Linked DNA regions of Mus musculus: region 1 is linked to region 2. The links are chromatin loops, found by intact Hi-C in ENCODE. Cell type or tissue: left cerebral cortex. All regions are shown on one strand. Each heading gives the region's core, and the rest is flanking DNA. Links, peaks and the distances in the headings are about the cores only. Region 1 holds the start of H2-M5 (histocompatibility 2, M region locus 5). Region 2 overlaps Trim31 (tripartite motif-containing 31).

Region 1 (15,906 bases), core at 6,939-11,938, 80 kb before region 2:
TAATTCTAGATTCAGTACCACTGAAAAGTACATACCTGAATGCGTCACATACCACTCTGAGTTTTGTCTCTTCATCCTCTGACTTGATTTCACTGGAAAGATGAGAGCTTATATCTCTTCCAGGACCAGAAATTAAAATATAGATTCTGTGATTTGAATGTGTGTGTGGTATCCTGGGGCTCAAACCTAGAAGCTTATGCCTGCTAACCAAGTGCCACTGAGCCTTATGCATACCCCTAGCTCCATGACTTCAATGTTTAATATATAGATACGATATTTCCAATGGACCTAGCCTTTGATGACCTCTTAAGCTGAAAATGTCACTAGGTCAGAAATGCAAGTAATATGCCTACCGAACAGAACCTTATAGCTTAGTAACAAAGTACACTGACAGTGTGTAGTTTCCTTTCCTGATCTACTAGCTGTCTGGAAAGTGTAGCCTGTGACTACTACCCAGCATAAAGGACTATCAGAGTATCTATCTATCCCTATGCACCACATAGTACTAGTCTAGGGACGAGTTAAATCAAACCCCAAAATAAGCTGTCTGACTATGTAAGGCCATCCCATCATTTTGGATCATTTTAAGTCTTGGCAGCGTGAGTCCAGTATCACATGTACAGCACAGTGATAACAACCCAATATCATTTAAATTCTTTGTTCACTCTGAAATTTTTTTAATTTCTATTTCTCCTCTCTAGATGCAGGGAAGCATAAAGGCACAGAGACTCGTGGCCCTTTCTTTTCCTCTCAATTCTTTTGCTACGTGAAAGTGCCAGCAAGGAACAAGGCATTCAAGGAATCGCTAGCTCTGATCCCCAAAAAAGTTGCCAGGAAAGCTGCATTCTGAGGTTGATTTTCTTCCTTCCTTCTGTCTGTCTCACCTCTCATTATTCTTCCGTTGGAAAAAAAAAAAAAAAAAAAAACATTCCAAACAGTGTCTTCCAGGACCTGTCCATACAGTTCTATGCTAGTGTCTTCCAGGACCTGTCTTTAACCATTCTCAGCAAAGACCCCTTTATCAACAAGTCTTAACAATAGCATAAAGATGCGTGGTGACCTAGACGATTACCTAAACACTAGGAAGGCTGAGACAGGATCTCCGGGAGTTCTAGGACAGCCTGGGCTACAGAAAGCATAAAACATCATCAACAACAGCAGCAGGAGCTGCTGCACATTCACACAAAGCAGGGAGTGGTCTTTAATATAGATACAGGCTGATTAAGGAGACTGACAGGTGTTGGGTACCTCCATCCACCTCCTCACTCATTTACCTCTGATTGTTCTTTCCTGGTGCAGGAGCCCTGAGAAGGCAAGAGACTAAATAAGACTTGGCTGTTGATTGGCCGGAGGTCAGGTCCCGTCCCTCCCGACTCCCACCCCCCTGGCATGGGAGATGGGCCAGGCCTGGCCTCACCCTTCCACTGGGTAAATTTCTGGAGGGACTGTGCAGACGTCTCTCAACCCTGAGTGCACTCCTCCAACTAAAGCCCATTCATTGTTTCACAAATCTGAGGAGTCAGCCCCAATAGCACAAAGGAAGCTAAGACAGGAAGATCAGGCAAACTTGCCACAATACACCCCGTCTGTCCGGCTCTCTAAAATCTGTGGCCCCGCCGCTCTCACGCACAATCTGACAAGAAATGCCCGCCGGCTTTGCCCGGTCAGCCCCGGTCCCAGACTCTAATCCCCCGAGGTTTCAGCCACGTGAGCCTTTCCACCGCGGAGCCAGGCGGCTTCTCCCACCCAGGTGTCGGGCCCTCGTGGCTCCACCGAGGGAGCGGCTCCACCCGGGTCCCCGCACGCTCTCACCGCGCTCGACAGCCCTACTTGAGGCTCGGCAGTCCTGCCGTTCCCAGCGCTCGGCTTCTGAGCCGTAGCCTCGGACCACAGCCACACAAAGGGCTGGGCGCGCGTTCCAGCCTCGACCAGAACGCAGCGGCGTGAAACCCAGGAAGGGGCCCTTGCCAGAAGTCAGGAATCCGCTACTTTGTCCCTCTGCTTCCGTTCTGCTCCGTCCGCAGGTAACACATCTCAAGTGGCTGTCTGCCAAGGTCAGAAATTTAGATCTGAAGAAGCCCAATGCCTGAATGCCACGCCTTCTCGTCCCGCCTACTGTTGGTCTTCACTGGTCTCAGCTGCGCTAGGAAATTCCATTTCCTAAGATAAGTATTTACTCCTGGGGTGGGGAATGGGAGTGGGGGATGGGGGTAGGGGGTGGTGGGAGGGACGGGTGACTCAATTTCCGTAATTCCTTGTACTAGGCAGCTGAAAGTGAGTTCCACGCCTGCCTGGGCTACACAGTAAAACACACACACACACACACACACACACACACACACACACACACACACACACACACACACACACACACACACAAATAAAATAAGGTAAGACTAAAGAAAAACTGGAACACTTCGCAGACAAGTAAAGTGGGCCGTGGAGCAACATCTTAGCTAAAGTAAAATCCAAGAAAGCACAGGAGACTTAGACTATAGTTACAGGATAGCTCAGTAGTTAGAGAGGATTCCAGGACACCTAGCACAGAGAGACCTGTAACCAGGGAACCCCACACTCTTCGTTTGGTACCATCCCATATGTGGCATTCACTCATACAGACTCAGGACAATAAAAATAATGATTAAAAAAAAAAAGATACAGACACTTCACAGGTATCACATCACGGTCAAGTCGTATTAGTGTTTCACATACCAAATTCACTTCAGTCTCTCTCTGTAATCCTTTCTTTTGTTTGTTTGGATTTGTTTTTAATAAGTTCCATTGGAATTATAACACTTAACCCAGGTCTCAGGCAGCCAAAGCACAAACATAGTTGGGGAGGGTGATAGGAAAGTATAGAAGGTACTAGGTTGCTGGGTGGTGGTGGCGCTCGCCTTTAATCCCAGCACTTGGGAGGCAGAGGCAGGCAGATTTCTGAGTTCAAGGCCAGCCTGGTCTACAAAGTGAGTTCCAGGACAGCCAGGGCTATACAGAGAAACCCTGTCTCGAAAAACCAAAAAAAAAAAAAAAAGAAGAAGAAGAAGGATTGAAGCAATCCATATGTAACAGGCCTGTAGTGAGGTAAAAGAACAAACAAACAAACAAAAACCACGCTTTCCGTCAATAATGAACTGTTTCTCACCCTGACTTCAAATTACCTTATTTACAAAACTGAGCAACCATAATTAGCTGATTTAGGTTCTTCAACTTTAAATAAATAAATAATTTATTTATTTATTATTTACTTACTTTCTTAGAGACAGCTCTTCCTAGGAACTCACTATGGAGCCATGCTGACCTTGAATTCAAGACCCCCTCGACTCAGTGATTGAGTGTATACTGGCTTCTGGTCCTTAATTCTTGAGGTGGAAACACCATGTTGGCCAGCAGGTAGCCCCAGCACACAGTCAAACACTATAGGACAAATGAAACCCTTACAAAGGTTGGTTCAACATTTTATGCTGGCCACTAGGCTGTTTCCAGCTGATGTTTGATGTGCTAAGAACCTCTTGAGAAAGCCCAGGCACATTCTAGCCCACTGCACTCCACCTTTATCTAGCTCAGCATCCTTCTTCCCGTGCTTCGCTGATGTCTAAGAAATGCTTCTGTCTATAAATCTTTAGTTAACTACACTCGTCCGCATAGCACTGGGTTTGTCGCCTCGCCTCTTCAGTTTCAGCACCTCTACGCTAGGTGAAAACTTGATTTAAAGAATGTAGAAAAAATTATCAACTACTAAAGAGAACATCTCTCATGTGTGGTAGTACATGCCTGTCATCCTAGCACTTGAAAGATGGATGAAGGGGGGATCAAAGTTCTCAGCCACATAGTGAGTGAGTTCAAGGCTAGCCTGGGCTACTTGAGACTCTATCTTAACTAGGAAACCATTAGATGTGTGTCATTGATTCCCTGCCAGAGTTTGGGTTCACATTATATAGAGAGAGATCTGAATAGGGAGCCAGACATAGTCATACACAATTCTAATCCCAGCACTTAAAGGGCTAAGACAAGAAAATAGCAAACTTTAAGTAAGGATCATCCTGGGCTACGTAATCAGTCTCAGGCTAGCTTAGACTATGAGACCCTGTCTGAACAATCAACTTGATGAACTTGAGAGATTGGTAAAGCATCTCTCTCTCTCTCTCTCTCTCTCTCTCTCTCTCTCTGTGTGTGTGTGTGTGTGTGTGTGTGTGTGTGTGTAGGTACTCCTAGAAACAATTATGTCATAAAGTTTCCAACCTCATGAATAGTTTAATTCATTTGTGGATTTAAAGTTTGAATAGACTAATCCAATGGGAGGTTGTAAAGCTGTGGAAGCTAGGACTTAGTTGGAGGAAGTAGGCCACTGGAAGATGTATCTGGAGACTAAATCTTGCCTTGGCTGCTTCCTGTTACTGCTCCACTATTTCCTGTGCTTTCCCATACGACACCCTCCATGACATGAGTGAGTAAAACATCCAAAACTGTAAACAAAATAGATATTTTGTCCAGGAGGAAAGAGATCAGGCCAGAGAATGGAGAGAAAAGGACGGGAGAGGAAAGGAGGAGAAGGAAGGAGAGGAGCTGCTTGTGGCTAGATTCATGCTCGTAGAACAAAATCAGTCCAGGGGCCATGATGATTTCCTGAAGACATTGTCTTTTAGCAGGATGTTGGTAATTGCCCTGGGTATAGTTTTCAGTGTTTGTGGGTTTTTTTTTCTTGTTTTCCTGTATTAAATCAAACAAACGACACGACGGTGAACAAAAACCACCCAGCAGTGGTTAAAAGCACTTTCCACCAGGCCTGACCATCTGAGTTTGAATCCCAGAACTTGCATGGTGGAAGGCAAGAACTGACTTGCCCAAGTTGTCCTCTGACCACCATGGTGAGCAAGAACTGCAAGTCTCTGTCTGGTCTTTGTGTCTGTGCTGGATAGTTTTATATCAGCTTGGTACAAGTTAAAGTCATCTGAGAGTAGGAAACCTCAATGAAGAAAATACCTCCAGGGGGCTGGAGAGATGGCTCAGTGGTTAAGAGCACTGACTGCTCTTCCAGAGGTCCTGAGTTCAAATCCCAGCAACCACATGGTGGCTCACAACCATCTGTCATGGGATCCGATGCCCTCTGGTGTGTTTGAATGCAGCTACAGTGTGCTATAGTAGTAATAAATAAAAATAGTAGTATAATAGTAGTAATAAATAAAAAGAAAAGAAAATACCTCCATAAGATCAGGTTATAGGCAAGCCTGTATGGTATTTTCTCAATTAGTGATTGATGGGAGTAGAGCCCAGCTTATTATGGGTAGTACCACCTGTAGGCTGGTGATCCTGGGTTCTACAAGAAAGCAGGCTGAGCAATCCAGGAGCAGCAAGCCAGTAAGCAGCACCCTCCATGGCCTCTGCATCAGCTCCTGCCTCCACGTTTCTGCCCGATTTGACTCCTGTCCCGTCTTCCTTTGATGATGAACAGTGAGTGATATGAAGTGTGAGGAAAATGAACCCTTTCCTCCCCAACTTGCTTTTTGGTCATGGTGTTTCATCAAAACAATAGAAACGTTAAGGAACACCTGTAGGTATTTACCAACCCCTAAGCAAATTACTGCAGCCCCAGTGGCTCTAGTATTGACAGTATTCAGATCAGGAGGCAAGCATGGAAGGACTGAGATCCAAATTCTGAATATAGTTGGCAATGTACTCAGTGTAGAATGTTTGGCTAACATACAGAAAGCCCTGGGTTTCATCCCCTGTATCATAAACAAACAAAAATCTGAACACAAACTCTATCCAAACTCCAGGCTGACTACTAAAGTAAGTACTCATGAGATGTAGAGAAACCGGACCATGAAGGAAGTCTGTCCCTATCCTGGTGCAGACACTATCCTGGTGGGACTTGCAAATCTGCACCTTTTTTGGGGGTGGGGGTGGGGTGTTTTGAGACAGGGTTTCTCGGTATAGCCCTGGGGCTGGCTGTCCTAGAACTCACTTTGTAGACCAGCACCTTTCTATTCACCTCCCCACCCCCAATCAACACACCTATAAGCAGAATACTTGTAATCTCAGAATTTAGGAGAGAGGATTGCAGCACACTTGGGTTACAGGGAAAGACCCTGTTTAAAATTACAAAACAAACAAAAAACCCTTAATGGCATAAATCACTAACCTCCAGAATTTTTAGCTGTTCTTAGATTTGGAAGTTTTGGAGAAATTATAGAAACTAGATGACCATGGAAAGGTGCAAAAGCTTGAGCAGAAACTGGACAAACCTTTGTTCATCACTAAGTCACACGGATGCAGAACAAACCACTTAAATATCCTGTCCCAAAATGAAGCTAGAGGGTACAGGAAAAATGGAGCCTGAATGTCAGACACTGCACACAGACACTCCGGGTACGTTAGTTAACACTCGTCTAAAGAAAAAGCCTGAGGATGTAGCTCAGTGACTGACAGGGTGTTTACTTAGCTTATGAGATTTAAGAGCTCAAGTTTGAGGCGGGGTAACATAGTGGCATCTTGTCTAAAAAAAACCCCAAAGAACCAAAAAACATACCGCCTCCAAACAAGCAAACAAAAACGAAAAAACGGAGGCAGAGGTAGGTGGATTTCTGAGTTCGTGGCCAGCCTGGTCTACAGAGTGAGTTCCAGGACAGCCAGGGCTATACAGAGAAACCCTGTCTCGAAAAAAAAGAAAAGGAAAAATGAAAAAATCTCCAGCAATCTTAAGAGAAACCTAACACACATAGTTTTTAACCTGACATGCAAGTGTACTTTCAAGCAAAATATAAACTCATACCTATACAATACAATGAAAAATTTTATGTTAAGATGTTTCGCTACCTCTTTCCCTCTCTTCCCTTTTCTCTCCGCCTCCCATAACCTGACATTTCAGAACCTAATATTTCAATGAGTCACTATCCATGTGAAAAGCAGAGCTTGAGCTAGAAGAACTTAACCCTGTCTCCAATAGGACCCATCCCAGAAGCATTAATGTCCCCACTGCTAAACTTCCGGTGGTGCATTCTTCTCGATTTCCACCCAGCATTCCTTTTGTCCTCCCTCCCAGGCTCAATTTACCTATTTTGACTTCTGTGACCTCCTTGTCGTCCCTGGACCTTGCCCTGGGTGGCTCTGGCTCCTCCCCCATCTTATTTGTGGAAAGTTCTGGGCTTGTTCCCAGGAGGAGGGAAGTTCTAGCCCAAATGGAAGCTACAAACTAGCTGTGTAGTCAAGCTGGAGACTTGTATCATGAATCAGAGTCCACCATCACTCAAAGAAGAGGACACATCTGTGTTTGCCTAGATTTGGGAAGCACTCAGACTCTGTTAGCACTTGACACTGCTTTGAGTTCTGAGTCAGGTCTCAGGAAGTTTCTGTAAGAGGTTGTAGGGTCTTCTAGCCTCAATATCACGGCCACACGAGGGCGCTGCTGCTCTGACCTCTCAGATTGTGTCTGATTGGGAATCAGTTGGAAGTGGCCTACTGAAACCTGGATGGACAAGGGTGGTTAGGAATGAGATGTTTCTGACCACCCAGATCTACGCAGTAGGTGGAAGAAAGTTAGAGCTGTTAGAAGGAATCCTGTAGTATCTCTGAGTATTCCCCTCTCCATCTGTTTGCTGTCAACACTGGAAAATGGAACAGATTGCTTTGTTGTTCCAGTTTCTGTTGGTTAGTTGTGGGGTAGAGACAGTGTATATATGCACACAGAGCAGGGGATTCAACCCAGGGAATATATTAATTAGGCAATCTATTACTGAGCCACACTCCCTGTCCCTGAAAACTATTTTCTAATCATGACCTTTTAAATTTTAGAATGTAAGGGACTGGAGAGATGGCTTAGTGTTTAAGAGCACGTACCGCTCTTGCAGAGGGCCTGAATTTAGTTCTCAGCACCCACATCAGATGGATCACAAGTCTGCAACTTCAGCTTCTCTGTAACACACACATAAATAAATCTTAAAATAAAATTTAGGATGCTTTTATTTTCCCCAGAGAAACTGCAAAGGTAATATATAGAGTCACCAGTTTCTCTGTTTAAAACATCCTACAGGGCTGGAGAGACAGCTCCATGGTCAAGAGCATATTGTCTGCTCATACAGAGGACCCAGTTCCAATTCCAACACTCACATGGTAGCTCACAGTCCTCTTATGACTTCCAAGGGCACTGCATATGTGCTTCTCATGACCTCATGCAAGCATACATATACATGCATAAAACTAAATCTCACATCACCATACATTTTATAACCCATGAAACTATATGGACACACTTATTTATACATATTTTATTTACACTCTTCAGTTGTTACTAATGTCCTTTTTTTTTCCTAGGACGTTATCCAAGGCACCACACACTCGGTCTCAGTTGATCCTTAGGGCTCCTCTGTGACAATTTCTCTGATTTTCCTAGATTTTGATAACCCTGAAACTTTTGAGGAGGACTAGCCCCACATACTGATGAATGTTATTTGACTTAAGTTTGACTGGGACCATGCATTTAAGAAGTCCAGAGAGGCAAAATGATGCCTGCACCGTGTCAAGGTTGTGCACCATGCTCTTGATTTGTCCTGGGGGAAAACCTGTAAGTGTGGCCATTGTATATTGTATAGTTAAGTGTTTTCTTAGTTTTAAAGAAACTACTGGGTATCTCCCATGTGTGGCTATACTATTTGTATCTCTGTCAGCAATGAATGGAGACTTCTGATAGTCATAATTCTTACAAGTACTTGCTATAAAATTTGTTTTCTCATTTCTGTGACCAGATGCATCACAAGAAGTGACCTGTTGGGGGAAAGTTTATTTTGGCTCTCAGTCAAAAGGTAAAGTTCACCACAGAAGGGGAGGTGTGGCTACAGGAGCAGCTAGCGGTGGTACAGGTGGAGTCTGGGTGGGTTGGAAAGTAAAGAAAAAGGAATGAAAGTGCTCAGCTGGCTTTCTCCTGTTTCCATTTTCATTCAGTCTGAGAATTAAGCCTGTTTGATAATGCCATTCACATTCTGGGTGGGTCTTCTCTTCTCAAAAAGCGCCCTTGAAGCTATGCCCAGCAGGGGGTGGTTTCTAAATCCAGACAACTCAGTAAAGAAGATTACTCATAAGGCTGGAGAGATGGCTCTGCAGTAAAGAGAACCCGCTGCCCTCCCAGAGGGCCTGGGTTCAATTCCCAGCACCCATATGACAATTCACAACTGTCTTTAACTCTAGTTTTGGGGGATCTCACACCAACCCACATAAAAGAAAATTAAGTAAATTGTTTTCAAAAAGAAGATTAATCATAAGTTCATCCCATGTGAACTTTACACCCAAACTGTCACTTTAATCCATCATATTCTGTCCTTAATCCCCACAAGGTTTCAAGTATGTCTCATAATATAAAGTGCAGATAGTAGTTGGCTCCTCTGGAAGAGCAGTAGGTGGTCTTCACACTGAGCCATATCTGTGGACCCACTATCCACAGTCGTAACAGCTGTACCATTAGGAAATCTAAATCCAAAATCTCCTCAGAAGTTCTAACTACGAACCCTGTTTAAAAATAACAACAACAAAAAAGTAGATACTCTAATAATGGTATAAAGTTAATATTTCCATTGGGGAGGGGGGCAGAAGGATGAGGAAGAGAAGAAGGAGGGAGAGGAGGAGGAAGAGGAGGAGGAGAATAGAAAAAAAGGAAAAAAATAGCAGGAAAATACTTGTATTGTGGTTTACTCCAAACCCAGCAAGCCAAACACCAACCATTACAGTTCTGTGCCCAACATCAACATCTGAGTGGCTCAGCTCCGCCGTTTGAAGCACTTGTGGCCAGTCTTTGGGTCTGGGTCAACTGTCTGCTATTTTTGTTGTTCTTGTTTTGAAATGAGTCTTGCTGGGTAGCTGGAGGTTGGCCTAGAACCTGTGATAAGGCTTCTTGCTTGGCTTCTTGCTTGACCTCCACAGTTTCAGAATTACAAGTATGAACTGTGACACCTGGGTTAGAAATCCCAGTCATGGTTTGTTTATTTACCTCAAGGGTTTTTGTTGAAAGGTTTAAACAAGTTTTTCAGTCATGTTTGTATTAGACCTTGAAGAACCTGAGTACAAACTTTTTTTTTTTTCTTTTCATTTCTTTTGTGGACAGGAACTCACTTTCTGGTATAAAGCGAAAGGCCCTGAAAAGCATAGTGGGCTGGGCTGCTTCATCTTTAAATATGGAGTGGAAGTATGAATGCAAACGAGGACATGGCTGCTGCTAGGAATGGTTGAAGAGAAGGTTTTCGGGGATTTTTTACTGTAGATGTGAGGGAGAGTTCTGCCAGATGCATCTGGAAAGGTACGTACGGACTGAACTGGACCATAAAGGGGGTGGGGGTGGGAGCAGAACAAGAAGAAAAGAGAGGGGAGGGGGCAAGAGAGGAGGAGCCATGGCCCAAGAGGCAAAGGATAACCCAGCACATGTGGCTAAAATGGCTGAGTTATATAGAAAAGAGAAGCTGGGGAAAGGGAAGCGAAGCCCAGGCCCTGGGTTGGAGAGGTTTAGGTAGGGGGCAGGGCAAGAAATGCTGGGCGGAGTCACAGGGGCTGAGATTTGCCTTGGGTTTCTTTGAGACATAAGAAAGTAGCCACACAATTCTTTAGAAATGATGTATAGGAAAACAAGAAGTAAAAATAACTTTGGAGGGGGAGGGGGAAGAAGAGGGAGAGTGCTACAATAGGGTCTCACAGTGTACCACTGGCTATCCTGAAACTCACTGTGTAAACCAGGCCTCCTGAGTGTTAGGATTAAAGGTATGTGCCACTATGCCTGGCTTGGTGAAAAAAGGGTGTATGTATGTATGTATGTATGTATGTATGTATGTTTGTTTTTCAAGACAAGGGTCTTCTGTGTAGCTCTGGCTGTTCTGAAACTCACTCTGTAGACCAGGCTGGCCTCAAACTAAGAGATTCTTCTGTCCCCTGAGTGCTGAGATTAAAAGCATTTGCTACCACTGCCCGGCAGGAAAATATATATATTTTAAGATTTATTTATTTGTTTGTTTGTTTATTTTATGTATATGAGTGCACTATATCTGTACAGATGGTTGTGAGCCTTCATGCGGTTGTCAGGTATTGAATTTAGGACCTCTGCTCACTCTGGTCAACTCCACTCACTCAGTCCCTGCTTGCTCCAACCCAAAGATTTATTTATTATTATACATAAGTACACTGTAGCTGACTTCAGATGCACCAGAAGAGGGCATCAGATCTCATTACAGGTGGTTGTGAGCCACCATGTGGTTACTGGGATTTGAACTCAGGACCTTTGGAAGAGCAGTCAGTGCTCTTACCCACTGAGCCATCTCGACAGCCCGAATTTTTTTTTTTTTTAATGAACAAAATGGAGAGATGGCTCAGGGGTTAAGAATGCTTAATTTTCTTAAGCGTTTCTAGTTCAATTCCCAGCATCCACTTTTTCCACAACCACCCGTAACCCCCATTCCAGAGAATATGGTACTTTTCTTCTGACCTCCGTGTGCATAAACACATTTATGGTGCACATAAATACATGCAGGCAAAACACTCACATATAAAATTAAGTGAATAAATCTAGTTAAAAAAAAAAACATTGCTCTTAAGAAAGCAAATCTTGCCTTTGAATTTTACAGACAGTATAGCATTACTGCTTTTGGGAGTACATGTCAAGGGTAAATACTCTTAAATATCAAGATCCTCCAGAGGTTCCTCTTCCCCTTCAGTAAGATAAAACCACATCCCCTAATGAGTTGATAATCTTAGTGGCAGCCTACAGCTGAAAGTAGAAGATTCAGAACTAGAGTTGTAGTTTTTCTCTCATCTCAGGTGAAAGAAATTGTGAATAACTGACATTTCTGATTCCCCTCGAGCTGTTGTTAGAGTCAGTAAACAACCTATTTAATTGTCTAGCTATCACAGCCAAGTTGTATCAGGCACTCTTAGCGTTGCAGGCTCTTTTTGTTCTCTGACTTCTCACCAGTGTATATTTAGAGAGAATTTTGTTATATAAATTTGATGTTACCATATAAGATCCTAAGGAAGTGGTTTTACTTCCATGTCCTCAGAGCAGACCTCACACTTCCTACTTATTGCTGTTTTGGAAAGTTATCTTGATTTAGTAGGTTAGAACAGAGCGGCACATGACAGGAAGCCTCATCTAGCTCTTGCACACAAGCTAATGGCTAATGAGGCTGGGCTCCTGCTGACCACAGTCTGATAGCCCTTCCTGAGAAGGGGAACAAACCCTCTCCTTTACAAGTCTAACATCACCTCTTACAAGATGCAGGAGAAAGAACTTTCTCTCTCTTAGCTGACGTTGGTTTTGCTTCTTCACCCTACAAAGCCAATCTTGTCAGTAAGGGAAGAAGGAAATTGAACTCAGAAATAAAATACCTTGATTGGCAGAAAACAAAACCCTGAGCGCTATAATTCTCTGAATTCCCTCAGGAAGATGTGTTCTGCTCATTTTTCTTTTAGATTCCTTCACACCCTGACTTGATATTTCTGTCTGCACTTGCATTTAGAGAGAAAAAAATTAATCTGGAGTCCAATACCTCAGGCATAAAGTGAATTTCCTTCAGGATTTTCTTCAATACTTAAGGATGTTTTAGATTCCATGGCCTTTACCCAAGGCTCCATCCTCACACAATATGCTGATAATTTCTTAACCAGATAAAACAGGGTGTCCTTATAGACATCATTCAGAAAGCTCCTGATAAACAAGGCTATGAAGCCCGGAGGTCCAAAATGCCTCTGCAAAATGCCTCCTCTAACTTAGGACGTGAGCTACTTCAGGGCACTCGACTCAAAGTGTTTTTGATTTTGTCCAAACAAGTCCCCAAAAGAAGCAGTCATTTACACTTTAGGAGCAGCTGGTTGCCACCCCCAGTTTCCACTGGTAGCCTAATGCTACCTCTCTTAGAGACCTTAACTTCTTTTGAAACACTGAAGTTAATACTGTCCATACCTTTTATTTTAAATTTAATTTCATTTTTACTTATTCACTTTACATCCTACTCACTGTCCTGCTCCCAGTCACCCCCTCCCACAATCCTTCCTCCTCCCCTTCTCCTCTGAACAGATTACAACACACACACACACACACACACACACACACAGAGTACTCCAGCACTTCAAGTTTCTTCGAGGCTAGGTGTTTCCTCTCCCACTGAGGGCAGACAAGGCAGCCCAGCTAGAACGTACCCCAACATACAGGCAACAAACAGCTTTGGGATAGACCCTGCTCCAATTGTTCAGGACCTGCATGAAGGTCAAGCTGCACATCTGGTACACATGAGCAGAGAGGGCTTAGGTCCAGCTTGTGTATGTACTTTGGTTGATGGTTCAGTCTCTGAGATCACCAAGGGTCCAGGTTAGTTGACCCTGTTGGTCTTCTTGTGGAGTTCCTAAACCCTTCAGGGCTCCATCCCTATCTCTGATCTCCAGATTATCCCATTTTGAGAAGTCTTTCAACTGTACTACCACAAAATGGGATTGCTAAAGACACTGTGGGACAGCCCTTTGCCTCACAGATACATCCAATGATACTTTTTCCATGCTGATTGGACCATCCAGAAGGCATGATGCTGAGGGAACAGGAATCTGTCTGTCTGGACCTGAAGTATATCAGTAACAAAGTTGAGTTTGTGGTCTATTTACCTTTATTATGTATACAGTATTCTGCCTGCATATATGCCTATTGGTTAGAAGGGGATATAAGTTCTCATCATAGATGGCTATGAGCCACCCTGTGGTTGCTGGGAATCAGAAGGTTCTAACTCCTCCTTCTGGCCTTCTCAGGCTCCTGCAAACAATTAGTGCACATACAAGCAAGCAGGCACACACCCACGTACACATGAAATAAGAATAAAGCCGGGCGTGGTGGCGCACGCCTTTAATCCCAGCACTTGGGAGGCAGAGGCAGATGGATTTCTGAGTTCGAGGCCAGCCTGGTCTACAGAGTGAGTTCCAGGACAGCCAGGGCTACACAGAGAAACCCTGTCTCGAAAAAACAAAAGAAAAAAAAAAGATGCAATAAGAATAAGTTTTTTCATTTTTTAGTTTTGGTTTTGGTTTTGGTTTTGGTTTTTCGAGACAGGGTTTCTCTGTGTAGCCCTGGCTGTCCTGAAACTCACTCTGTAGACCAGGCTGGCCTCGAACTCAGAAATCCATCTGCCTCTGCCTCCCAAGTGCTGGGATTAAAGTCATGGGGCCACCACTGCCCGGCAAGAATAAGTATTTTGTGTGATTCAGGCATGTATTCTCAACACTTGGGGGGGGGGGGGGAGACAGTCTTGTTACAGAGTTTGAAGCCAGCACAGTCTACATAAAAGTCTGTCTCCACCAAACAAAAACCAGAAAACAAAAGACATTTAAAAAATGAAAATATCCTTTTTATCCTGTAAGTAATCACTGTTGGATAATATGATTGTTAATAAGCCCAATTGCAATTGGGCTCCTCAGACTGGAGTCATACTAACATATCAACAGGTTAACCAGCTGCCAGGAAATATGGGAAGTAAATTTAAAAAAATGCATGAAAATATCACGAGGTCATGGATCCTAAGAAAGCATCTAAGTGACTTTGAGGGTCATAGAATATTCAATTTCCAGCAACCATATGGTAGCTCACAACCATCTGTAATGGGATCTGATGCCCTCTTCTGGTGTGTCTGAAGACAGCTACAGTGTACTCACATACATAAAAATAAATAAATACATCTTTTAAAAATATGATAAATGTGGGCGGATGTAACATGCCGTATCCCTCTGAGGTCCTCACATTTGTAAAAGCGTGCAGAGATAGATCCTGGAAACAAAATGTTAAAACACAGCTCCTGGCACCAGGTGTGGGGGGAAGAGGGTGGTAAAATTCCTGGTCTCTGATGTGACCCTCAGGTCTGCTCTTCAAGGGATGTATGGATTCCTCCGTAACCTTTGAGTTCCTTTCTCCAGCTTACCATCAGTGTCAGGTGTCAGTTGTGTGGTCCTTCTGCCTGAACTGACTGCATATCTGAATTCTGAAGAAAGCCATTAGGTCATTATGGTCTCTCCCCACACACCGCAGTGTTATAAAATCCACAGAGGAACAAAGTCTCAGTCCCTCTAGACCTTCTAAACACGGAGGATGAGAAGCCCTGCGCTCTCTACCCTCCTATCCTTGCTGCTCACCGGAGCTTTGGCCTTGACCCTGGTTCGCGCAGGTGAGTGCGGGTCAGGAGGGAAACTGCCTCGGCCAAGGAGAGTGAGGGCAGCACTGGAGAAGCCAAGAAGCCGCACAACCGAAATAGCCTCACCACTCTTCCCTCTCCTTTCTCCAATCTTCATCCTGAACCCCACGCCCTGCTCCCCTTCTGTCACCTACACCTCTACAAGTCCCGGAAAAAAAAAAAAAAAAAAAAAAAGGATTTGTGTCTTCCGTCGCCAGGCATCCATTCCTTGCAGTTTTTTGCCACCACCATGACCCAGCCTGGTTTGAGGGAGCATTCCTTCATCTTTGTCGTCTTCGTGGACGACACACAGTTCCTGTGCTACAACAATAAGGGGAAAAATCAGAGAATGGAGCCACGCGCTCTGTGGGTGAAGCAGATGGGGCCAGAGTATTGGGAACAGCAGACCAGGACTGTCAAGGTCATTGAGAAGATTGCCCTAGTGAATTTGCAGGAGGCCATGGACATCTACAACCACAGCAAGGATGGTGAGTAACCCTTTCACATCCCTTACGGACGGACGACCCTGAGTTCCCGGGTCCTCAGCTCCCGAGGTTTGGCCCCCAAGGTTGCCAGACTTGAGGAGACCCTGAACCGGTTTCGTGCAAGGTTGTGGTCCAAATACGACCGGGGCGGGGCCAGGCTCTCACGTCTTTCAGTGTGTGTATGGCTGCGAAGTGGGGCCAGATGGACTCTTCCTCCGTGGGCATGAGAAGCACGCATACGACGGCCGCGATTA
Region 2 (15,906 bases), core at 3,600-8,599:
CACCCAAGAGATCAAGACAGGAAAGTTGAAACTTCAAAATCTTCCTCAGCTACTCAGGGGGTTGAAGGTTAGCCTGGTCTAGAGACCCTACCTTGAAAACAACCAGGCTATCAAGATGGCTTAGTGGTTAAAGGCCACCATCTTGACTACCTGAGCTTGATCAAAATGGGTAAAGACGGAGAGCTCAGGGTACTGGCAGACCAAGTTCCTGTTACCAGCAAGGAGGCTGAAATTCACCACTGCAGCCCTGATGATTTGCCTGGACTTTCAGACAGTCCAGGGGGTGGTGCTGGAAGAGTTGTTTGCCTGTCTGCGCCTACATATCCCCAACCCAAGGTTGTCCCTTCAACTGGCAAGTCAGGGCCACTTATGTAATCGCCACGCCTTGCGGGTAACTTGGGGAACTGGACAGAGGAGCCCGGCCTGGGCTGACTGAATCTCCTGGAATCCGTGGGCGGATACAGAGAGGGCCTCGGCACAGACACGCGCCTGGCAGCTGCGTGAGGTCCGCCAGCCACACCCCGTACAGCCCAGCCACCGACCTAACCTGCCTGCCATTAGCCCGCCCCTTAGAGCCAGCCTAAGGGAATCTATGCAGAAGGAGGCATTGCATCCTGTGCTTTTGGAGTCCCTCCCCAGCCACCTTGATTTGCAGGTGGTTAAAGGTCAGTGGTAGAATCATGCCATGTTGGGGGGGGGGGGGGCGGTGTCACCTAGAAATCAGGGCAGTTTTAAATTTAGTTCCCAGATCCACATGGCAAGCTAGAAATAATGCAGGCTTTTGAGGTGACTGTGAGATTTCAGGGGAGAAAGCACACAGTTTTGGGAGAGTCATTGGGTTCTAATATGAGAAGGGTAGGCAGGTAGGTTTTGCATTTAAAAATGAACCAATTAGTCCAAGATATTACACATGAAAATCAAACTTTGCTGATAGCCAAAATTGTACCAGCATCTCTGAAAAGATGTCTGGGTTCTGGCTCAGGTTCAATTTCAAATATTGGCTCTGGGAAACTGAGTGTGTGTGTGTGTGTATGTACATGCACATATGCACATGTGCATGAATTTCCATTATGGAAAATTTCAAAGCTTCTCCATACACATAGACAGATATTTTCCTCAACAACACATGGGATCTTCTCCAAAATGGATCGCATAATAGAAATAATTTTCTATTTTCAAGGGGAAAATGTAGTATATGTTTATGTTGATTTTCCTATTTAAGTTTAGGGTTATTATTATGCATAATTTCTCTTCTTTCATGTAATATTTGTTAGGAAAAAATCTCTAATCTTTTAGCTTGAGAATCCTGGGTTTTGTTTTGCTTAATTTTTGTTGTTGTTTTGTTTTGTCGAAACAGGGCTTCTCTCTGTAGCCCTGGCTGTCCTGGGACTAGTTCTATAGACCAGAGTGGCCTCAAACTCAGAGATTCACCTGCCTCTGCTTCTCAAGTGCTGGGATTAAAGGCGTGTGCCACCATGGCCTGGAGAATCCTGGTTCTTAGTGACAGTAAAAACTCCTTATGTGGCTTAAAGACATGGTTCAGCAGTTAAAGACACTTGGTGCTCTTGAAAAGGATCCTGGTTCCATTCCCAGCAGTCACAGGAGAGCTGACATCCTCTTCTGGTCTCCGAAGGTACCTTGCAATGCACATACATTCATGGAGAAACTCATACACACATTAAAAAAATCATCATTTGTTTTGTCCTACCATATGTATGTGCATCAGGCATAATGATCTGTAAGAACAGTTCTAAGAGCCAGCAAGGTGGTACAGCAGGTAAAGACACCTGCCATCAATTTAATAATCTGAGTTCAATCCCTGCTCCTCTGACCTCTACACCTGTGCCATGGCTTACACATATACACACAATAATAGTTTTTTAAAAGAACCATACTAACATTACTATTGTGATTGAAAAGTTAAAAATTGCAATTGCTTTTATTCATATCCCATTGAGGATATAGCATCAGGTCTCTACCTTTTTAAGTGACTTTTTCGTTATTTGGTGTTTTTGTTGTTGCTATGAGATGGAGTCTCACTTTGCTGCAAGACCAGTCTTGAACATGTAGGTTTAGTTATATTCCCTTCTCAATCTATATATGTAGCTGGGAATGCAGATTCTCAAAGAACTAGCTAAAGTAATTTTAAAATAACTTCCCTCTGGTATGAAAGTGGCCAATCACCCAGATAGGCTAATTTTGTCTCGTGTGTCTACCCATGAGGCAGCCCCCTTCTTGTCTTATTTAATTATTTTAATAAAATTATGTAAAATGTTTACATTAAATCAGGGCTGGAAAGATGGCTCGGCAGTTAAGAGTGCATACTGCTTTTCCAGAAGATCTGGGTTCATTTCCCATCATTTTAGTTGGGGTCTCAGGATCACCTGTAACTCCAACTCCATGGGATTCAATGTTCCTGGTGTTTGCTAGGAGCCAGCACTCATGTGCACATAACCACACTGGCACACAGACATGCAATGATTAAAAATAAGATACAATATAAACTTAAAACTATTTACAAGAAATCAAAGTTTAAAACACCAAAGAAGATACATAGAGAAACGATGAATTTCTATCCTTTCTGCGTAGTTTAGTATTTCCTATAGGTAACTTACTAGGTTTTGGTGTATCCTTTTACTTACAAAAGAGGCTTCTACTTAAAGGATGGGAGGGATGTACCTCTGGTTGTAGAGTGATTTTGTAATATGCACAAAACCCTGGGTTTGGATTCTGCACATCTGTAATTCCAGCCATCCAGAAGGATTGACTCTAGCCATGAACTAAGCGCAAGGCCAACCTAAGCTACAAGAGACACAAACAGCATGCCAACGTATATTGCTCTTCTTGTGTGAAAGGTGTAAAATGCTTGTCTGTTTCCGTGCCTCCTTTTAAAATTATCTTTAGAGTTGCCTCTTAGGTGTATTTAATCTGACATTCAACAACAACAACGACAGTAATAATAAACTTAACTAAGCACATTATGGGATTTGAGGAGAGGGGGTTTTAAACTCAATTTTCTGTTTCTCCAGGGTAAATGTTGTAGGTGACAACAGTACTTTTCGATGTTAAGAAGTTGCACATCCCTGAGGATGTCAGCACACCCAGAGCTATTTGGTGCTACATTGTAACCTTTGCTCATCTGCAAACTAGCTTTAGCATCTGCCAGGTTGTCACACAGCCTTGAAGGTTTTCAGGTCTCAGGAAAAGATAGGGTCCAGATTGACCAATACCACATACCCAGAGTCATGGGGGGGGGGCTGCTGGGAAACAGGGCAGAAAAAGAAAGGGAAAAGACAGCTGAGGTGCAGCCAGATGTCCAATGGCATTCATGTCTTCTTCACCCATAGCCTATAGAAGTTTGACTGCTTCCAGTCATGTCCAAAGAATTCTGAAGCACCAGAGTTGAGAACCTGTGTTTAGAGTTGGGTGTCCTGGTGCATGACTTTAACCTGAGATCTTGGAAGGCAGAGGCAGGGGGAATCTCTGTAAATTTGAGGCCATCCTGGCCTACATAGCAAGCTCCAGGACAGCCACAACTACTTGTAGTGTTTCTCAACTTTCCTAATGCTGTGTCCCATTAATACAGTTCCTCATGTTGTGGTGACCCCAAGCATAAAATTATTTCATTGCTTCTTAATAACTCTAATTTTGCTACTGTTATGAATCATAATAGAAATATCTGATACTCAGGATATCTGACATTTGACTTCCAAAGGGGTTTCAACTCGCAGGTTGAGAAGTGCTGCCTTAGCCTCTGACTCTTAGGTTTGTTTGTTTTTAATGTTTTTTAAAAGAAGCAATAGACATAGTGGTGCAAGCCCAGGCCTCAGGAGGCAGAGGCAGGTGAAATACCTTTGACTTCAAGGCCAGTCTGGTCTACATATCCAGTACCAGGACAGCCAAAATTATTTAATAGAGACACACTCTGTCTTAAAAAAGGAAACAAAGAAAAAAAAGAAAAGAAAAGAAAAGAAAAGAAAAGAAAAGAAGACAACGAAGATGGAGACAGAGACAAACTTGGTGTTCAGCCTTTGGGGCATTCAGGTATAGTTTTCTTTTGGCCTCAAGTGAAGAGAAAAAACATCAGACCTTTGTTAGGTCAATCCTAGGACCAAACTTCACCACCGGCAGCACATCCCATCATAAGGAAAGGATGGAGGGTGTGGCAAGGAACCAACTCTGTGGACTCAGGGTGATCTGGGTACTGGATACTGGAAAAAGGAGGAAATGGCCTTATTAAAGACGAGTGAAAGGTGTATTTGTTCATGGTGGCATCATGAACCTTCCCGCAGTCATGAGCTACTTAGGTGTCAACTTTTCTATGACTGACTGGTAGATTTTCCCAGGGATAGCTGTCTGTGAGTGGCTGTCATTTGGAGCCAGAGACCTGAGCCCAGAAGCCTTTCATAGGCTTCACTTTCAGATGGCTACATCTGAGACCACGCCTACCACGTAGGTCCTGCTTACTCTTCTTCCCTAAGACCACCAGAGCTCCGACTCCCAAACCCTGTGACCAAAGGAGCTACCAGGAAACCCCAGCAGGTGGGGCAAGAGCAAGAACCCGGAGTCTAAACATTTCCCTGAATCCCCCTGACCGACTGGAGTCTTTAGGTTGTGAGAAAAGATAAAGTCTGGAAGGGCAGAGGCTACATCCAGGGCTAATAGGGACTGTAGGAATATAAAGAAAAGGGACAGTGTTAATCCCAAAGATGGGGAGGAGAAAGACCACTACCCAAATTATCATAGCCGAGTTAATTAAAGCAAGGAATTAATTAAAGCAAGCTGTTTTGTTCGTGTACATGGGCTGCCTGCCCTTTAGGCAGGGTTTTTAGTGCTCAGTAGTGGATATGAGGAAGACAAGGCTCAGAGATAGGGTATTTCCAGTAGGTTGGATTATAGGAGCAGAACACCAACACAAGTTATTTCCCCTCTCCTCCCAAAACAAAGACATGATTTTAGGGTGGGCACAGCAAGGTAGTCTTGACAACAGTCAGACATAACAAGGTAGTCATAGGTGGTTACATAACTTTCTGGAACAAAGGTATGGTTGCAAGATTGTTATAAATAACTTTTTAAAACAAACACAGGATTGGCGTCCTAGAACAGGCAGTACAAAGCCATTTTCAGTTAAGGTTACAGGTGAGACATGGCCCCATCCTTGAGAAGCCAAGGTTTAATCAAAAACAGGAATGAACCTAGTTTTCTTTACCATAAAATGTCTTTATGCCTAAGATAGAGGCAGGCTGGATGGATCTTCAACAACCCCAGCCCTCCACCCCAAGTTGTTAGTATTCTCCCTTTCTGTGTTGTAGCTGGGCATGTGAGAGGGCAGTTTGTTTTCTGTCATCGTTGTTGTTGTTGTTCTTTGGGTGTTTTCTTTTTGTTTGTTTGTTTGTTTCAAGTCACAACCCAAATCCCATGGAAGTATTGCCCCTCCCCCAGTCTTAAAGTTTTGTTTCCTGAGATCGGGTCCTTGTCAGGCCAATATGGACTGAACCTGATGCATAGCTAATGATGACTTTGGACTCTTGTCCTTCTGTCGGGACCACCGAAGTGCTGGGATTCTAGATGTGGACCACCGTGATCTACCCACCCTGCCACCTTAAAATTAACCCGTGACTTTACCACTCACTGTTCTTCGAGTAGACGACAGCTCCCCCTAGTGGCAGTGGCTCAAGATGGGTGCATCGCCTCTCATCTCTGGTCATAAACATGAATGGAGGCTTGGTCTAATTTTCTAAAACAGAGTTTCTCAAACCTAAGGATGAGGGGACGGGGGTGGAATACACAGAGAAATATTCAGATATTCCTCTGCCCTGCCCCTCCCTGTGTTAAGGGTCCAGACATTGAATGACAAACAGTTCATCGAAGTTACACAGGGCTCCATCTGTCCCTTACAAAGGCTTGAGCAGCAGTGCTCCTGGCTTTGCTAAGGTTTAGAAATGTGGGCTCATTTTAGCTCCTCATTTGTTGTTTCATTTCCATCTTGGCTGCAATGCTTTGCTAGGATGGTGATGGTTGGGGTTGGGGGGCCGTGTTAGGAAGAGGTGGCAGAGCCCATGATCAGGTTTACAGGATAGGCTAGGGTTAAATTTATACATATCTTACTCTTTCCTTCAGGAACTTGAAAGTCCAGCCTGGGTTAAAAGAAAGCCTATCTCAAAAAGGAGGAAGGGGTATGGTGGCTCACACCTTAATTCCAGCACTAGGGAGGCAGAGGCAGGTGTATTTCTCTGAGTTCAAGAGCATCTTGGTATACATAATGAAGTCCAGGTAGGGCTACATACTGAGACCCTGTTAGGAATAAACAAACAAACAAACAAACAAAAAATGGAGGGGGTGCAGATGGCTCAGCAGTTTAAAAAAAAAAAAGCAAACTTGATAACCAGACTTACATTCATAAGTTCTGGTGGTGTCTAAACATCCTACAACCGGAGAGATGTCCCTCTCCTACCTGAAGTTACGGGGGGGGGGGAGGGTGTCACTATGAACAGCTGATAGCAATCTCTACATTGAAAGCCAGTTGTGGGGTTTTGATATTGGGTGTGGGATGCTCAGCTCCATAGAAAATAGCACTATGGTGTTACCACCAGGTGGCAGCACTGTGACTGCTCTAGCAGAATGGAGGTATACTAAAAACACTTGTGCCTCTCACTTTGGTCATCAGTCTATTGGCCTCAAAGACCTCTTAAGAGACCTTAGAGAATTAAAATTCCCTCAGGAATCCCAAGCTGAGGAGAGGCCAAAGCCCTGGTTCTTGCTTCCCTGGAAGAGATTTCACTTGGTTCTGACAGTTCATCAAACCACCTGGCAGCACAGAGCAGAGAAAGTTTCGCCCAGAGATGGGTTTAGCTGTGAATACCACTTGTTCTCTATTTAAACTTAAAGCTCAAGTCAGGACCCCGAGGATGGACTGTGAAGTGACTGTGTTCCTTGTTCCTCTTTCCGGTGCTTTAAGTTGTGACTGTCCCTCTGATTGGCATATTGGAGGTAGCTGAGCCTGCCTTGTTGGGACTGTCTCAGGAGGAATGGAAGACTCGGAGTCTTAGTGTTTGAGCACTCCTCTGTCTTCTTGCCACAAGAGAGGAGACCATAAGGAGGAAAGCACCAACACCCCAAATCTCAGAGGCAAGAGAGACCACCTGACTAGAGGGTCAAGACTAAATATAAAATGGATGACTGGCTTTGTTTGTCCTTTCTAAGATGAGATCTTTAGGATGCTAAGTCAAAATCTTTCAAGATTGCTGGCTTTCTGATTAAAACACAGATTAAAGATTTAATCCCTGATTTTATGCAAGTGTCAGAGAAGCCACTAAACTCGAGTGTGTGCGTGCATGTGTGTGTATGTGTGTCCGCGCGTGCACACACACAGAAGAATATTTCAGTGGCTAGGAATATTTGCTGTTCTTATAGAGGATTATGGACTAGTTTCCAGTTTCCATATGTGGCCCACAACCATCTATAGGTATGTACATGGTGTGTGCACATACATATAACAAGCAACACACTCATGTACATAAAGTAAAATAATTTAAAAAAATAAAACAAGTCTGAAAACAGCTCAGTTGGTAGAACTCTTGCTCATCATTAGTGAACACCTCAGTTTGAGCCCCAGCTCTGTATAAAACTGGACTTATGTCACAAGCCTGTAGTTCCAGGAGTTCACAGGCAGAGGCAGGAGGATCTGAAGTTCAGGGTCATCTGTTTTGTGTAGTTTTATGCCATGTTATCCTTCAGGAATGGGCTGTGGCTACCCAGCTTCCCTTGAATCCATGGGTAAAAGACGTACATACACACAGTTGTTTATTTTCAACTTGCCTTCTTGGCACAATTGTCGGGGACACTACTCTCTCCCACCTGGAAAACATGCTCTTATCATTACTCTTAGTTCTGTACCTTCCCCGCCTGTCCTAAATTTTAGTGGGTAGTCATATCTATTCCCTGCTTAAACGACCCTGACCACCACCTGTAGGAGAAGCTTATGTATGTGGCCACTCATCTTTGAGATCTCACATGGCTCTTCAACCCTTCTCCATCAGAAGCAGTGTGAAACTGTTTCTCCTTTCTTGGGTCTCCCTTTTCCTCCAGGGACCTCCTGGAAGTCCCGCCTGTACCTTCTGCCTAGCAATTGTCCCGTGACTCTCTTTAATGATAGACCAATTGGGGAACAGGACCTTAGCATCAGAGCTGCCCCTACAGTCATCTTTAGCTACATACTAATTTCCATGAAACTTGGGCTATATTGGAACATTTAATACAGTATGCTTATTTCCAGAAGGCTTCTCAACTTAAAATCTGCCCTTACATCCAACCTCTTGGACATACCAAAACGACGATGAAAACCAACGACTCCCCAGTCACCTGCCCCCAGATGCTGGGAAGGTGTTGGCTAGTGTTACAGTGCATATCATCTTTGCATTAGATTTATTTTTATTATTTCTACTCAGGAGTGTCTTTTAATACCTGGAAAGGGTAAAACATAATTTACAGGCTTGTGCTTTGAGTTCTCAGACAGTGTGGATTTCCTTACAATTCTGAGGTGGGTGGAGGAGCCGAATAGCACCCATGCTCCACTGACAGAGCAGCTGGAGCTCAGAATAAGCTCAGCCCAGTCCAGCTCCTCCTGCCCCCTTTTCAGATGATTGCCTGGCCACCATGTCACCAGGACTTTGTCCTGTTCCAAATTCCAGTTTCAGCGTGGCAGGGAGCTCTAGTGGCCTGAAGATTTTGCTTCCTGGGAGCAGTGATGAAGTGTCTCTTACCCTGAAGACCTCAATCATTTGTTTGCCTTGTGGATGCCTTTAGTCAGGGAACTCTGGAGGCAGAGGGAGGAGTGACTCTGGGAATTTGAGGTCAAGCCTGATCTACTTTGTGGGTTCCAGGAGAGCTAACTCTACTTAAGAGATCTAATTAAGAAATAGAGATATCATATATTCACTTTGTGCTTTTCTTATGTTAGAAATAATGACTACATAACTCTGTCTACTCTGGAAATAACACATATTCAACATATTAAATAAATAGTATCTTGGAGAAAAACAGTATCCAATATGGCAGATCATTTCTACACATATATTTACAGCATGTAGTTATAGAAAAAAAATACAGCTTTCATTTCAGTTGTCTTCAAAGTGGGTAAGAAGACTCACAGTGATAAAAACAATTTTCAATAAAAATAATAGGGCTGGCGAGATGGCTCAGCGGTTAAGAGCACTGACTGCTCTTCCGAAGGTCCTGAGTTCAAATCCCAGCAACCACATGGTGGCTCACAACCATCTGTAATGGGATCTGATGCACTCTTCTGGTGTGTCTGAAAACAGCTACAGTGTACTTACATAGAATAAATAAATAAATATTAAAAAATAATAATAAAGAATAGTCAGAATCAGCCAGGTAGTGATGGAGTATGCCTTTAATCCCAACACTTGGGAGGCAGAGGCAGGTAGATCTCTTGATTCAAGGCCAGCCTTATTTACAGAGTGAGTTCCAGGATGACTGTTTATGATCCCAAGAAAATGCCTTTAAGATATTTAAAGAACAGCAGTCAAAAGAGACAATTGTCTGGAAAACTGGCAGGCAGCTTCCAAGTAGCTGAAAGCAACTATTTTGACCCAGTCTGACACCTGAACAGTTACTCTCAACTTGAGGCCTACAACACTGTAAGAAAGAAAACATTCTTAGGTTGTTGTATTTAAACAAATCAGAAAATGCAGCCAGAGCAGAAAATACAATGTTAACAGCGTAGGTTATGGTTGTAGAGGAACATTTGGTTTGTACATAACACAAAGGATATAATGATAACATACCTGCCAATGAGAAATTTACAGAATGTATACCTGCCTCTCCATTTTGAGTCAGAGTCTCGCTGTGTAGCTCTGTGTATTAGCTAGGATTTCATTGCTATGAACAGACATCATGACCAAGTCAACTCTTGTAACTGACAATGTTGCGGGAAATATTAAAAATGGAACCTGCCAACTCCCCGAGGGGTTGGACCATGCTCCCGTGCTCCTGCCGCCGCCACTGCCAACTCTCTGGAGCTAGCCCCTGAAGTAACTGGCTTGCTTGTCCAGTGAGCCTCTAGTTCTCTCTCCACTATAATCCTTTGTAACTGGCAGTCCCACACTCCAGTAACCAAATAGATCCACCACCCTCTAGGTTTGATAATACAAAACCCAGTAACCCAGTAAAATCAGACTCTTAAAGCTTAATTAACCATTTTTTATAGTTAACCAATTAGATTTATGTATGAATGGAATCACAATTTATAAAATGCCAATAAATAATTTCAGAGCCTATTGATAATAATAAAGCTTTAACCCAATTATTCTGACCTTTTGATAACACCACATCAGCTTCCATTCTCCTTCTCCGTTCTCCTGAGACCTCTCTGTCTCTGCAACTACTCGCTCTGCCTCCCTTTTCCCTGTCCAATCACATGCCTTGCCTGCACTAATGTAATTGGACAGGGAAAATCCTGCAACACTCCCCCACTACAGAAATGTAAAATACATTAAAAATTTTATTGTAAAACGTAGTATGCTATATGTGTGGTTCCCTTGACAATCATTTAACCTATTCCAGTGGTAACCAGCCTTAGGCTGGAGGGACAGATGAGGCTAAGAATATAGATATACCTAACCCAAAATTAGAAATTTAAATCAACATGGAGGGTGGTTTACAATTTTGCTTTTAATTAGAAGACAGAGCTGTTGAGGATGACAAAGTTGCTTTGAAATGTCAAAAGGTTTTATTCTTGATTGTAGATTGTCCAAATCTACAAACGGGGCATTGGCACAGAACTGGCCGACTCTGTACAACCTCTGGTTCTCAGATCTCAGGAAAGGATGAGTCACAAGAGTTTCAGGTAATACAGTAGAGAAAGCAGCAGCCAATGTGTTGGACAGCGCCTTGCACCCCTGTGTCAGCAGGGTGCAGCCAGAAGCTTTTCTGAGGTCCTGCTACCAAGTGCAGCACTGAAAAACCTCGTGTATAGTCTTTGGGGGGTATTCCACTGTCTTCTCTACTTGGGGGAGACAGGGAGAGGAAACATCAGGTGATTGTGTGGCATGTAGAGTGTCAGAGTAGGGCCACACTTCACTTCTACCATTTGTCTCATCCCGTCCTGAGTGATAGGTGGGAAGAGACTGAGGAACACACAAGCGAGCAGCCCTAAGGGCTCAGGGTGATATGGCTGCAGGCAACTTGGAGCCCGAAAAGGGGGAAGACCTTCCCGTCAAAGGAAGTTTGGAAAGTATAGATGTGTTTGCTAGTGATGGCATCATAGAAGACGACCTCTCCACAGTCATGATTCACATAGACACCCACTTTCTTAAGACAGACCTGGAGGTACTCCTGGGCTTTACAATTGGTGAATGGCTGGCATCCAGAGGGCGAGATCCGCAGTGCCCATATGTAGCTCTGCGCGCTCACGGTTTGACTCTGGGCCCCTCGCGCCAACTCTGTAACCACGCCCACAATGCATGCCCCACCTGAGGGCCCCCGGATTTCTGCCTCCCACACCTGGCGGCCTGAGGAGAGGCCTGGGGAACCCCTCACACAGTGGAAAGGGTAGAATGGTCGAGGTTTTGCCTGCCTATTGGAAGCTTTTCCAGCTACAATATACAAGGTCACTTTCTTTAGATCCTGAGAAAAGGTGAGGTCTGGGTCAGCTGAGGACTTGTCCAGGGTCACAGGGACTGTGGGAAGATAAAGAAGAGGAAAGAGGTATAGCCTCAAGTCAAGTTGTCCAGTCCCCTGCTTTTGAGTTTCTCATGGAAGGAAAAATTTCTCTTTCAAATCCCAAATTTAGTCTCCAGGACTACACACACACACAGAAGTGCATACACAAACAAATGCACACACACACACACACACACACTCTACACATATACATGCATTGAGAGAAATGCATACACAGACACATACACACACCACACTGAGAGGAGTGCATACACAAACACACACATACTCTGAGAAAAATGAATACACACACACACTGAGAGAAGTCTACACACACACACTACACACACTGAGAGAAGTCTACACACACTATACACACACACTAAGAGAAACACATACACACACACTATATATATATGCAATATATATGTGTGTATATATATGTGTGTGTATATGTGTGTGTGTATATGTGTGTGTGTATATATATCTGTATATATGTATATATGCATTGAGGGAAATGCACACACACATACACACTGAAATAAATGTATACACACATTGAGAGACTTCTGATCTCCACTCTGTGGCTCTTACCTTCTTTGTGTGCAAATACACACACACACACACACACACACACACACACACACACACACACACAAATAGCCAAGAAAATAAAATGGGCAGCATCCAGAGGAGAGCAGCCTATACCTCTCCCCAGCTCTCCTCTGTAAGGAATGTGCTGACTCAGGGGCAACTAGAGGCTGGCCAGAGCTCAGGCTCACAGCCAGCTCCTCCTCCAGGAACCTAGCATGAGGGGCTCTGGCTTGTTCCAGAATTATGTTGAAGGAGCTGTTGCCTTACAAAGGATGTCTCAATGCGAAAGGGGATGGAATGGGGCATTAGATGGGCTCAGTTTTATTGATTCACTGACATTTGGGGGACAGGAAAGGAGAAAAGAGAGGTCAGTAGGACAACAGGCACTGCTGAGCCCCTGAGACAGTGGGAGGGACATGGACCAAGTAGGGGGACCACATTAGGGGAAGGTGGAGTTTAGGAAGCAGAAGAGGTGTGTGAGAAGCTTGCCCTCACTCTATGTCTATCTATTTCTAGGACCTGAAGTCTGCACAGTTACACAGTCCTCTTCCCTCACCCCCTCTCTCCTGTGGTGAGCCTTTTATTATTCTCTCTGTTCTCTTCTTATCCCTGCATCTCTCAGGGGAGCTGAGAGCAGTCATTCATGCAGGGAAGTACCTCTTCTTGGGGTCTGGTCTCTACCTTTCCCCTGCTCTATCAGAGCTGTGTAATGGACAGAACATTTTGACCTGCAGACCTGGAGGTCCCTTGCTTCCCCCTCAGGAAGACCAATGTGCTAGGAAGGAATCCTACCTGAGGTGGGCAACACTGAATTATTCTTCTGTAACAGGCTCCCTAGAAATTGGAGATAGAAAGCAAATTTTAGGTTGATAACAAGAAGTTACAAATTAAAAGCCATATGGAGGATTGACAGCTGAGCCTGGCTTTTACCCTAGCTACCCTCATAACTGAATCACTTCAGATGCCTTCATCGCGGTCACAGCTCCTCAGCTGGCACCATAGGTCAGTTCCAACTACAGACCGAGCTGCCTCCAGCTGAGCTTTATGGAACTGAGAAATGAATGTATACATTTCCATTCCTCTAGAATATTTTTTAATTAGTGAAAAGGTGTCACTATCTTATGATTATCTCTAGATTTAAAAGGATAAAACAGTTCTATAAGCTTGTTCTTCACTGGTGTTCACACACACTAGACCTTCCTCAACCTACCAATAAGGAGATAACCTCCCCTTTTGTATTTCTCATTTTCCCCAAACAGCAGGACCAGCCCAGACTTACAGCTCTCCTTTTCTTCTTTATTCAGGCTGTTCATGAATGCGCTTTTATCTCTCTTCCCTTCGGCATTCATATCGTCTGTGAGGAGAGAGTAAAGGAAATGCAGAGTCCATAGAGGTTAACCAGGGAACTAGAACCACACAGCGAGGCACTGATTTCTGGGAGAGGTGGGCCTGGGATTCCTCACATTGTCTCAGTGGACCAAGAAGGCACCGAAGAGGAATAGGTGCCCTAGGGGCTCCCCACAGTGGCTCTCCAGCTCAGCTCTGTGCAGAACAGACACGAACATCAATCACTGAGTGTTGAATTTTCTAGAGGCCATTTTGGAAACATAAAAGACTAGAGCACGCTGATATTTAGGAAGCTGAGACAGGAAAATGGCAACTTTTAGGCCAGTCCACAGTACATAGTGAGTTCCAGAGTCTGGGCTATTCATACAGTGTCTCAAAAGAGACTAAAAAGGGGGCTGGAGAGATGACTCGGAGGTGAAAAGTTAGTGCTTTTCATCAGTGGACCCAGAGTAAATTCTCAGCACCCACTGAAACTCCAGTCCCAGGGGCTCTGACACTCCCACTCCCTTCTGACCTCTGAGGGCACCAGGCATGCACATGATACGTGCACACAAAACAGCCATTCAGATAAACTAAATATTTTTTTAAAAAAAAGAAATAAATACAATGGATTTAAATAATATACTTTTTTTTAGCTCAGAATTTTAAAAAATATCATTTCAGCATGTAGAATAAAAGACGCATGCTGCCTGGGTACAGTGCTGGGTGCTAGAGTCCCTACTACTCAGAAGGCTGAGGGAGAATTCTTTAGTAAGAGACTACCCTGGGTGACATGATGAGATCCTGTCTCAAAATTTTGTATTGCTGTATTTCTGTTTGCTTTCGTTTGTGTTGCTGTATTTTATGTTCTATTTTAATATTGTTTTTCAGAGTCGGTGTGTATTCTTTATCTACACTACACGAGAATGCTATATTCTGGTGCCCAGGGGTACATGTAGCTAGCAGGAACCAAATTGGGAACATTCATCTAGCTCCATGTTCACCACCTGCTAAGACAAAAATTCCGAAATTATCGGTACTTTGGCTCTGGGGATGTAGCTCAGAGTTCTTGTCCTGGGCTCCACTCTCAGACAGCATTAAACCTGAGAGATTGCCTGTTACAACGCAGCACGAGAAATTTCTGGATATTGATGCTTTGGAAATACCCAGCATTCAGCCTGGCTTCTGGGAGGCCCAGGCAGTGTCTGTGATGATGGAGAGAATCCCGAGGTCAGTGAGCATAGGGGCTGACAGCGATCCCTCACCTTTGAGTTCTGTCAGGGTTTTTATGATGGACTCATGCCTTGCTTTTGCTTCACTGCATTTTTTCTCCAGGTCCTCAGGAACTGGGTTTGGGTTGAGAAACTGAAATTCCTTACCCCTGTGAAGATAAGTTTATCTGAGTGTTACGTTCAGGGGGTAGAGGGTGGGCAGGAAGGGCCGGAGATGGGTTCCTGAAGTGGAGGCAGAGTGAAAAATATAGAGTCAATGAGCTGAGTTTTAGAATATGGGACTGAGTGAGATCAGACCTGAGGAGATATGGAAATGAAGATGGGAGATGGGTGCAGAGAAGAGAGAAGGCAAAGGGGAGGGACGTAGAGTAGGAAACCCAGGACTCACTCATTTGATATGAAGAAGGAAATGGGAAGGAGACTTCTGTAAAGCTGAGTGGAAAAAACATGCCTTTACCCAAGAGATCACATGCTACTGTGGATAGCTTGGTCTTCCCTATCTCAGCCTACATAGTTTATAGCCAAGTTATTGGGGAATGTGAACACACTTGGATCTATGTTGAATGTTGTATGTGTGAGTGAAGCAGAAACCACAGTGCACTGGGGATGCCCATCATACCTGCTCAAGGCGTCTTTAATGTCCTGGAAGAGAAAGAAAGAAAGAAAGAAAGAACCACATCAGAGCTCACCTGAGTCACAGGAAGCAAGAGGACGTTCCCACTCATCTGTCTTTATCGCTCTGTGTGTCTCTCTTTGTTACTGTCTGTCTCCATCTCTCTCTGTCTGTCTCTCTCTCTTCCTCCCTCCTTCCTTTCTCCTCCTCCTTCTTCTCCTCCTCCTTTTCCTCCTTCTCCTCTCCCTCCTTCCCCTCCTCCCCCTTCTCCTCCACTCCATTCTGGACCTCTGTCTCTCTTCCTCCTCCTCCTCCATCCCATTCTGACCACCCCCCCCCCAAAAAAAAAAAAAACTCCTGATATAGACAGGACAGTGTTTAAACATCAAAAGGAACAGAGTGAGCAGAATGAGGAGAGAAGAAAGAGTAACATTTGGGACACAGATTTTTGTTTTTGTT

The links. Peaks named below come from ENCODE experiments on the same cell type or tissue, not always from the same donor. Only the 100,000 strongest peaks of a DNase experiment are listed, where the experiment ranks them.
Region 1: a loop joins it to region 2, with 5 times the contacts of the local background. A loop is called at or near these places in 18 of 42 quality-filtered maps.

The regions. Positions count from the first base shown.
Region 1 is chr17:36,988,684-37,004,589 of GRCm38, reverse strand. H2-M5 (histocompatibility 2, M region locus 5) reads left to right here and starts at 15,057. Exons shown (of 6, transcript NM_001115075.2): 1 at 15,057-15,161; 2 at 15,386-15,655; 3 at 15,810-15,906. The coding sequence starts at 15,086. Zfp57 (zinc finger protein 57) reads right to left here and starts at 2,065. Exons shown (of 5, transcript NM_001013745.2): 1 at 1,813-2,065; 2 at 1,275-1,304. In left cerebral cortex, for the core only: a CTCF peak has its summit at 7,386 (motif pointing right); DNase peaks (open chromatin) are centred at 7,396 and 9,008; H3K27ac peaks cover 420 bases.
Region 2 is chr17:36,904,984-36,920,889 of GRCm38, reverse strand. Trim31 (tripartite motif-containing 31) reads right to left here. Exons shown (of 8, transcript NM_146077.2): 4 at 15,454-15,476; 5 at 14,868-14,983; 6 at 13,556-13,630; 7 at 13,069-13,110; 8 at 10,673-11,699. The coding sequence ends at 11,173. Among named protein-coding and RNA genes, the nearest start is that of 1700031A10Rik, 11 kb to the left of the region's middle. In left cerebral cortex, for the core only: CTCF peaks have their summits at 5,680 (motif pointing left) and 6,587 (motif pointing right); DNase peaks (open chromatin) are centred at 5,649 and 6,599.